Regions from separate parts of the Homo sapiens genome. Here region 1 is linked to region 2. A link is an interaction called in ENCODE POLR2A ChIA-PET data of the cell type or tissue named here. Cell type or tissue: B cell. All regions are shown on one strand. Links, peaks and the distances in the headings refer to the core of each region. The heading gives the core; the rest is flanking DNA. Region 1 overlaps PPP2CA (protein phosphatase 2 catalytic subunit alpha). Region 2 overlaps TXNDC15 (thioredoxin domain containing 15).

What was found. ChIA-PET counts read pairs that join two places held together with the same protein. Peaks named below come from ENCODE experiments on the same cell type or tissue, not always from the same donor. Only the 100,000 strongest peaks of a DNase experiment are listed, where the experiment ranks them.
Region 1: POLR2A ChIA-PET joins it to region 2 with 5 read pairs; 2 of 35 experiments call an interaction of 5 or more read pairs at or near these places.

The regions. Positions count from the first base shown.
Region 1 is chr5:134,203,101-134,207,494 of GRCh38, reverse strand. It overlaps PPP2CA (protein phosphatase 2 catalytic subunit alpha), which reads left to right. Exons shown (of 7, transcript NM_002715.4): 2 at 1,364-1,573. Among named protein-coding and RNA genes, the nearest start is that of MIR3661, 20 kb to the left of the region's middle. In B cell, for the core only: no CTCF peak of the experiment used is centred there; no DNase peak of the experiment used is centred there.
Region 2 is chr5:134,893,263-134,897,656 of GRCh38, reverse strand. It overlaps TXNDC15 (thioredoxin domain containing 15), which reads right to left. Exons shown (of 5, transcript NM_024715.4): 3 at 4,002-4,165; 4 at 1,233-1,363. Among named protein-coding and RNA genes, the nearest start is that of PCBD2, 9.7 kb to the left of the region's middle. In B cell, for the core only: no CTCF peak of the experiment used is centred there; no DNase peak of the experiment used is centred there; H3K27ac peaks cover 593 bases.

The DNA of each region.
Region 1 (4,394 bases), core at 134-4,133, 690 kb after region 2:
CTTAAAAATTATTGATGGCTTGATTCCAGTCTCCAAAATTCTGACTTTATTAGGGGAAGGAATGGGCATTGGTGTTTTTGTTTTTGTTTTGAGACAGAGTCTTGGTCTGTCACCCAGGCTGGAGTGCAGTGATGCGATCTTGGCTCACGGCAACCTCCACCTCCCAAGTTTAAGCAATTCTCCTGCCTCAGCCTCCCAAGTAGCTGGTACTACAGTCATGCACCACCATGCCTAGCTAGTTTTTTTTATTTTTAGTGGAGATGGGGTTTCGCCATGATGGCCAGGCTGGCCTCAAACTCCTGACCTCAAGTGATCGGCCCGCCTTGGCCTCCCAAAGTGCTGGGATTACAGGTGCGAGCCACCGCGCCTGGCTGGGCATTGGGATTTTTAATGTGCAGCTAAGATTGCATACCAATGCTTTGAACCCAGTCCTTGTCATCTGTGGTTGTCATGGCTCATTAGCAACAATTCTCTGGTAATTTGTTTTGGTATCTTATGTAAAGTGGTCTCTCCCAGTTTCCCTCTCCCTTTCCTTTGTGACACTTAACACAGTGTACTTTTGGCTTGGTTACTTGTTTGTGGTCCTTCTCCCCTCTACGGTAGTGGGAATGAGCCATCTTGTTCACCACTATATGTCCAGTTGCTAGCATGGGGCTGGTACAGATGGTTGAGCAAATGATTTTCTCACAGGTATGAGCCACAGTGCTTGGCCAAAAACATGTTTTTAAAAAGTCAAACAGGGCTGAGGTGAGGTGGCTTATGCATGTAATCCCAGCCCTTGGGAGGATGAGGGTGGAGGATCACGTGAGACCCCGTCTCTACAAAAAAGTTTGTGAAAATTAGCCAGCCATGGTGGCGTGTGCCTGTGGTCCCCACTACTGAGGTGGGAAGATTCCTGAGCCAAGAAGATCCAGGCTACAGTGAGCTATGATCATACTACTGCACTCCAGCCTGGGTGACAAAATGAGACCCTGTCTCAAAAAAAGAAAAAAAAAGAATCTTTGAGTGCTGCATTGTAGTTAGAACTCTGAAGGTAAGGAAGTAGATACCTGAATGTCCTGTTCGATTTTCATTGGTTTTATGTGACAGCTAACAATTAGTATTTAATTAGATGGCTATTTGATAGGTTTTTAAAAAACTCCTGGTATTGATGATAGGAATGCATATTTTTTCCCTAGGTAACAGGGTGAGATAGCTAATGGATTATAATCATATCTCACTTATTTTAATGGGTTCATAAATGCCTGCAATTTTATCTTAGACTGAGTCTGCCCCTTAAGCTACATTAAGTGTAAGTAAACAAATCTTTGTTAATATTGTTTAATGCCAAATGTATTGCCTTATTTTTGTCTCCCATCTGTAGGCTAAAGAAATCCTGACAAAAGAATCCAACGTGCAAGAGGTTCGATGTCCAGTTACTGTCTGTGGAGATGTGCATGGGCAATTTCATGATCTCATGGAACTGTTTAGAATTGGTGGCAAATCACCAGATACAAATTACTTGTTTATGGGAGATTATGTTGACAGAGGATATTATTCAGTTGAAACAGTTACACTGCTTGTAGCTCTTAAGGTAATTTCAATTTTATGTTGGGGCATGTTGAAATGGGTAAGACAGTCCTCTTGAAAGTTTTTTTTCCCCCAGTTATTTTCTCTATCTGAATGTTAAAACAAAATTCCACATTTAGGAATGCATATGTTCAGGTTTTGGACTTAAAAATCATAGGCGTCTGCGTTCTGAGTAAGGGGATGGTACAGAATCAAAACAAAAGGAGGAGAATGAATGCCTCAGTCAGATTGTTTGAAAAAATAGGCTGGGCGTGATGGCTTATGCCTGTAATCCCAGCACTTTGGGACGCTGAGGTAGGCAGATCACCTGAGGTCAGGAGTTCGAGACCAGCCTGGAGAACATGGTGAAGCCCCATCTCTACTAAAAGTACAAAAAACTAGCCGGGGGTGGTGGCGGGTGCCTGTAATCCCAGCTACTCTGGAGCCTGAGGCAGGAGAATTGCTTGAACCTGGGAGGCGGAGGTTGCAGTGAGCTGAGATTGCGCCACTACACGCCAGCCTGGACAACAGAGCGAGACTGTCTCAAAAAAAAAAAAAGGAAAAGAAAAATGTTAGAGGGCTGGTCAAATAGATATTTTAGTTCAGTAAATTGGGGTATGGAGAGGTAATATAATTAGATTTGTGTTTTTAGATACTTTTGAAGTATTATAAATATATAAACATACCAAATGTCAAAATGTTTTAAATCAGCTGGTCACGGTGGCTCGTGGCTATAATCCCAGCACTTTGGGAGGACAGGACAAAGTGAGCATATTGCTTGAGTCCAAGAGTTTGTGACCAGCCTGGGCAACATAGTGAGACCTTGTCTACAAAAAAATAATAATAATTAACCGAGTGTGGTGGCACAGGCCTGTAGTCCCAGCTACTCAGGCTGAGGTGGGCAGAGTTGCCTGAGCCCAGGAGGTCGTGGCTGCAATGAGACTTGATCTTGCCACCCTACACTCTAACTTGGGGAACAATGAGACCCTGTCTCAAAAAAAAAAAAAAATATCGAGGAAGAAGTTCAAGAAAAAAAAGAATTTTTCTGAGAAATTCAAGAAAACATTTGCTGTAAATATTTAACAGAGAATATTATGTACATTACATACATTATGTATGTACATATGGTTTAGCTCAGTTGAATAGTTTCCAGCCATTAACCATGACAGTAATAATCTAGACTAGGCTGGGTGCAGTGGTTCACGCCTGTTATCTCAACACTTTGGGAGGCTGGGGAAGGCGGGAAGGATCACTTGAGTCCAGGAGTTTAAGAACAGCGTAGTCAACATAAACCCCATCTCTACAAAAAGTTAAAAAAAATAGCCAGGTGCAGTGGTGCATGCTTGTAGTCTCAGCTACTCAGGAAGCTGAGGTGGGAGGATCACTTGAACCTGGGAGGTCAAGGCTACAGTGAGCCATGATGCACCACTGCACTCCAGCCGTGTGACAGAGCAAGACCCCTGTGTCTTTAAAAAACAAAAATCTAGAATGGTAGAAATGATAACCGAAAAAAGCAAGTTCCAAAATTACATGCATTACATGCCAATTGTAGCTTTGCAAAGTGTACTGATGATGATCTGAACATGAAGCAAAAGATGGTAAAGAGCTGTTAGGGTGGCAGGCTTCCGCCTTTCCCTTTAAATAAATTGTTTGACTTTACCTTTACCCAAAAATCTTGGGGAGATTTTTTCCCCCCTAGGCAACAGACTGATTTTTATTATTAAAGAATATTCAAAATGATAAATGGCTGTCACAGACTTTCCTAATATTAGAGAAGCAGTGAGATGTGGTTTTAGCGTGAGCTGAATTTTCTTGATTAATATCTGAATTGTGTAAAGTCCTACGAAATATTTTTGGAGATCGTTATTTTCTGCATCTGTAAAATGAAGGAGTTGGACTAGATGGTGGAAGGTTTCTGCGGTGACTCCAAATACTATGAAAAGAGCTAACCTGTGCTAAAAACCCAGGATGAATCCCAGTGCTCAGAGGAATGAATGTGCTACCTTTAAGAGTATGCAAGCAGCCTGGGCAACCTAGTGAGACCCCATCTCTTCAGAAAACAATTTTAGCCAGACATGGTGACATGTGCTGTAGTCCTAGCCACTCTGGAGGCTGAGGTGGGAGGATTGCTTGAGCCTAGGAATTTCAGGCTGCGGTGAGCTACTCCACTGCATTTGAGCCTGGGCGACAGAGTGAGATCCTATCTGGGGGGAAAAAAACTTACTCATGGAGGTTAATGGGCTGAATTGTAGCCCCCAAAATTCATTTGTCTAAGTCCTAACCCACAGCACCTCAGAATGTGACTGTATTTGGACAGGTAATTAAGGTAAAGTGGGGTCACATGGTTGGACCCTAATCCAGTGTAAGTGGTATCCTTATTAGAGATTAGGACACAGATGGGGAGAAGATAAGACAGATGGAGAAGATGAGCATCCATAAATCAAGGAGAGAGGCCATCAGAAGAAACCAACTGTGCTGACACCTTGATCTTGGACTTCTGCCTCTGGAACAGTGAGGAAGTAAATTTCTGTTGTTTAAGCCACCTATTCTCTGATGCTTTGTTGTGGCAGCCTTAGCAAAAGAATACCGGGGGAAAGGATGTTTCTTTCAGTAAATGGTGCTGAAGCAAATGGATCAGAATGTATCATAGAACTAAATGTAAGAGCTAAAGCTACAAAACTTCTAGAATAAATCAGAAAATCTTTGTCAGGTTAGTTAAAGATTCTTAGATATAACAAAAGCACAGTCCATAAAAAATTGAAAAATCGGACTTTATCAAAATTAAGATTATGTTTTTTCAAAAGATGACACCAGAAAAAAAGTACTTGTATTCAGATATTTAAAAA
Region 2 (4,394 bases), core at 298-4,297:
ATATCTTTGTGTAAATATTAAGTGAAAAATGTGCGTTAAAAGTTATAAGTAAAGTGTATGGTATGTGAATTATATTTCAGTAACACTTGTTTTAAAGTATCTATAATAGGCCAGGCACGGTGGCTCACACCTGTAATCTGAGCACTCTGGGAGGCCAAGGCAGGCAGATCACTTGAGGTTAGGAGTGCAAGACCAGCCTGGCCAACAGGGCGAAACCCTGTCTCTACTAAAAAATACAAAAATTAGCCAGGTGTGGTGGTGCGCACCTATAATCCCAGCTACTAGAAAGGCTGAGGCAGGAGAATCGTTTTAACCCAGGAGGCAGAGGTTGCAGTGAACTGAGATTATGCCATTGCACTCCAGTCTGGGTGACAGAGCGAGACTCCGTCTCAGTCAATCAAACAATAAAGTATCTATAATAGACCGGGCACAGTGGCTCACACCTGTAAAATCCCAGCACTTTGGGAGGCCGAGGCGGGTGGATCACTTGAGGCCAGGAGATCGAGACCAGCCTGGCCAATAAGGCGAAACCCTGTCTCTACTAAAAATACAAAAATTAGCTGGGCACACGCCTGTAATCCCAACTACTCTGGAGGCTGAGGCACGCAAATCACTTGAACCTAGGAGGCGGAGGCTGAAGTGAACTGAGATCATGCCACTGCACTCCAGCCTGGGCAACAGAGTGAGACTCTGCCTCAAAAAAAAGGAAAAAAAGGCTGGGTGCGGTGGCTCACGCCTGTAATCCCAGCACTTTGGGAGGCCGAGGTGGGTGGATCACGAGGTCAGGAGATCGAGACCATCCTGGCTAACACGGTGAAACCCCGTCTCTATTAAAAATACAAAAAATTAGCCGGGTATGGTGGCGGGCGCCTGTAGTCCCAGCTACTCGGGAGGCTGAGGCAGGAGAATGGCGTGAACCCGGGAGGTGGAGGTTGCAGTGAGCCAAGATCGCACCACTGCACCCCAGCCTGGGCGACAGAGCAAGACTCAAAAAAAAAAAAAAAAGGGAAAAAAAAAGTATCTATAATAATTAAAATTACCTATTCATGTTAAACTTCATACTGATTGGGAAGTATTTAACAGGATCATAACAGTTCATTAGAAGAGAAGTTTTACAACTCAAAGTCAGTCTTGAATCCTTCACTTAAGGATTATAGCAGATCAGAACCCACAGAAGGCACAGACCCCCAGCAATAGAATATCTTCTTCCTCAGCACATTACTTCCACATACCTGTCTGATTAAAAATGAAGATTTTCAGTGTTTCCAGTGTTCGATCTGTATGATTAAATCTGGCCATTGGTTTAGCTCCTTGAAATAATAAAATATTAGGAACAGCTACGGTGCCAAACCTGGTAGAAAGGCTACAAGAGAAAGAAGTCAAAAAACCTGAATTTATTATTAATAGAGGGCTTTCTCATACAATTACCATCTCAGAATAGACAGAAATAAATGAGGAAGTTGCGTGTGACCTACGGAGATTTCTGATACTTGAAACTTTTGGCTTTTTCATTTGTTTCTGACCTCTTTGCTTATGGGTCATGGCTGGGGGGCACTCCTTTTCTGCAATCTGAGTTGCTTTCAATTATAATATGGATCTACCAATGGCACAATTATTCCACTAGTTAAGTTCCTGTCTAAACAAACCAGACCAGAAAACTCTAATTCATGGACAAAGCACACTGTGTCAACTTATTTGACAGAAAAAATTTCCAACTCTTCAGAATGCCCATCCCTGTCCCTCAAAAAAGATCAACTTACAGTAGGCAATTGGTTTGGTAAGCTGGCACAAGGGAGTATATGATCTAACAAACACACCAGGATGTTCACAATTAGGGCAGGATGACTTGTTTAGAAGGAATATAACTGTGCGGGCTTATTTCACCTTTACATAATACAGACTAGTGGTGATAAGCTCCCAAGTCAAAACACTCTGGGTTGAAGCCTCAGTTCTGCCACTGAACCAATGTGAACTCTGGGCAGATTATTTAACCTTGCTAAGCCTCAATTTTCCGCATTAGTAAAATAGTAATAGTGTATAACCAGGATTTTTTTCTTTTGTACACATGCTGTAACTTAAATATTAACATAAGAAGCAAACATGTCCCAGCCCATATAATAACAGCAAGAGCCTTAGTCTCCATAATTAAGATACAACATGGAGCTGAAGGAAGGAAAGAAGAAAGCAGGTTAGGGAGGGAGTTGCGGGAGAGGCAGGAGGGACAGTGTGAGACCCAGAACCAAAGAGCACTGAGTATGCCTGGGGGCAGTGGAGGCCCCACCAAAGCTGGACACTGACGTGATCTGTCCTTCCAATCAGTCTGCTCCCTTGGGCCCAGTCACTTAGATATAACCCAGAAGCCTATATGAAAATTACTAATTTGTTGAGCCATTTCTTTCTTCATAAAAGTTTCAGGTAAACATTGGCAGTTATATTCCCACAATGAAAATCAGTGGAATACAATTTTTTTTTTTTTGAGACAGGGTCTCACTCTGTAGCCCAGGCTGGAGTGCAGTGACAGGATCACGGCTCACTGTGACCTTGACCTCCCCTGGTTCAGGCAATCTTCCCACCTCAGCCTCCCAAGTAGCTGGGGTACCACAGGTATGTGCCACCATCCTCAGTCAATTTTTTGTATTTTTTTTTATAGAGATGGAGTTCTGCCATGTTGTCCAGGCTGGTCTCAAACTCTTGGGCTCAAGCAATCCTTCTACCTTGGCCTCTCAAAGTGATGGGATTACAGGTGTGAGCCACTGCACCTGGCCTCAAGTACAGAGTAATGGAAGTTTACTCAACTTCATTTTACCACCAATTGACCATTTTTCAGATGTTCTAGATTTATTTACACACAACCTCCTTGTTGAGGCTGACCTACTAAGGAGCATCTGATTTGGAAGAGAAGAACAGTTTATAACTCAGGCACAATCGCAGCACTTAGGAGAAACATATACCATCTCAACAAAGTTCTCTGTAACTTACTTTACTAAACATTTAAAAAAGACAAAAAGTGGCTCACACCTGTAATCCCAGCACTTTGGGAGGCCGAGGCTGGTAGATCACAAGGTCAGGAGTTCGAGACCAGCCTGGCCAACAAACGGTGAAACCCCGTTTAAAAATACAAAATTAGCCGGCATGGTGGCAGGTGCTTGTAATCCCAGCTACTCAGGAGGCTGAGGCAGGAGAATCACTTGAACCTGGGAGGCAGAGGTTGCAGTGAGCCTAGATCACACCATTGCACTCCAGCCTGGGTGACAGAGCAAGATTCCACCTCAAAAAAAAAAAAAAAAGAAAAAAAAAATGACCAGCCTGGCATGGTGGCGCATGCCTGTAGTCCTGCTACTCAGGAGGTTAAGTCAGGACGATCGCTTGAGCCCAGGAGTTCAAGGCCAGCCTGGACAAAAACCCAGTGAATGATACACGAGAAATATAAAACAAAGATAAATGTCATGTTAAAGAGCTAAATTAATTCATGACTTGATCGAGTGCCTACTACAGAACATGACTGCAAGAATAAGTACGCAGGAAAGAAAGAAGGAAAGAGGGAAAGGGAAAAGAAGGAAAGAAAAAGAAAAGGAAGGGAAGAAATCCTGAGTAGACACAAAACAGGGGTGCTGGGAATTGGGCTGCCTGGGATGGGGATTTAACCTGCGCCTTAAAGTCACAAAGGAATATCCTACTGTGATACCAATTGTGCTGATTCAGTCTGGCTATGGCCCTCAAAAGTCTTCTGGCCCCTCCCCTGCCATCAGGTGCTACCACCTGCCACCTTTAAATCCACCACACAGAGAACAGCCCACTTTCTTTAAGGGGCCTCCATAAAGTGACACCACCAGCTCCCTCAGGAGTATGATAATCCTCACTATTCACTCTTGCCTTGCCTTCCATCCCAGGACACAGTTCATGCCCCCCCTCTTCTGCTTCTAACTTAACTAATTAGGACCTCCAAATAACTGCAACCATCAGCCAGGAGGATGGACGTAAACCCCACCAATGGAAGATACCTGCTGTGCTGAGATGCATCCAGTGCCAAAAAGTGAAGAGCTGGAAATGCCCGGGGCAGAGAGTTAAAGTGAGGGGCCAAACTGGCAGAAAAGCGGCACCACGGGGTGTAAAACAGGACTAGAGTACAGTCACTACCGTTTGGGTTCAGAAAATCCATAAGGTCCTGTGGTAAAAGAAACAAGCATTAAAGTTAGCAGTAAAAGTACATTTTTCTGAAAGGATACCCAAGAAACAGGACACACTGCTGCTCCAGGGAGAGGAACGGGTGGGTAGGAGCAGCGAGAGAAGGAACCCTCGGAACCTTTTGGATTTTGAACCATATGAATCCAGGAACCAGCAAAAAAGTATGATCAAATGACAAGTTATAAACTTTCACTTTTTTTAAGTCTTGC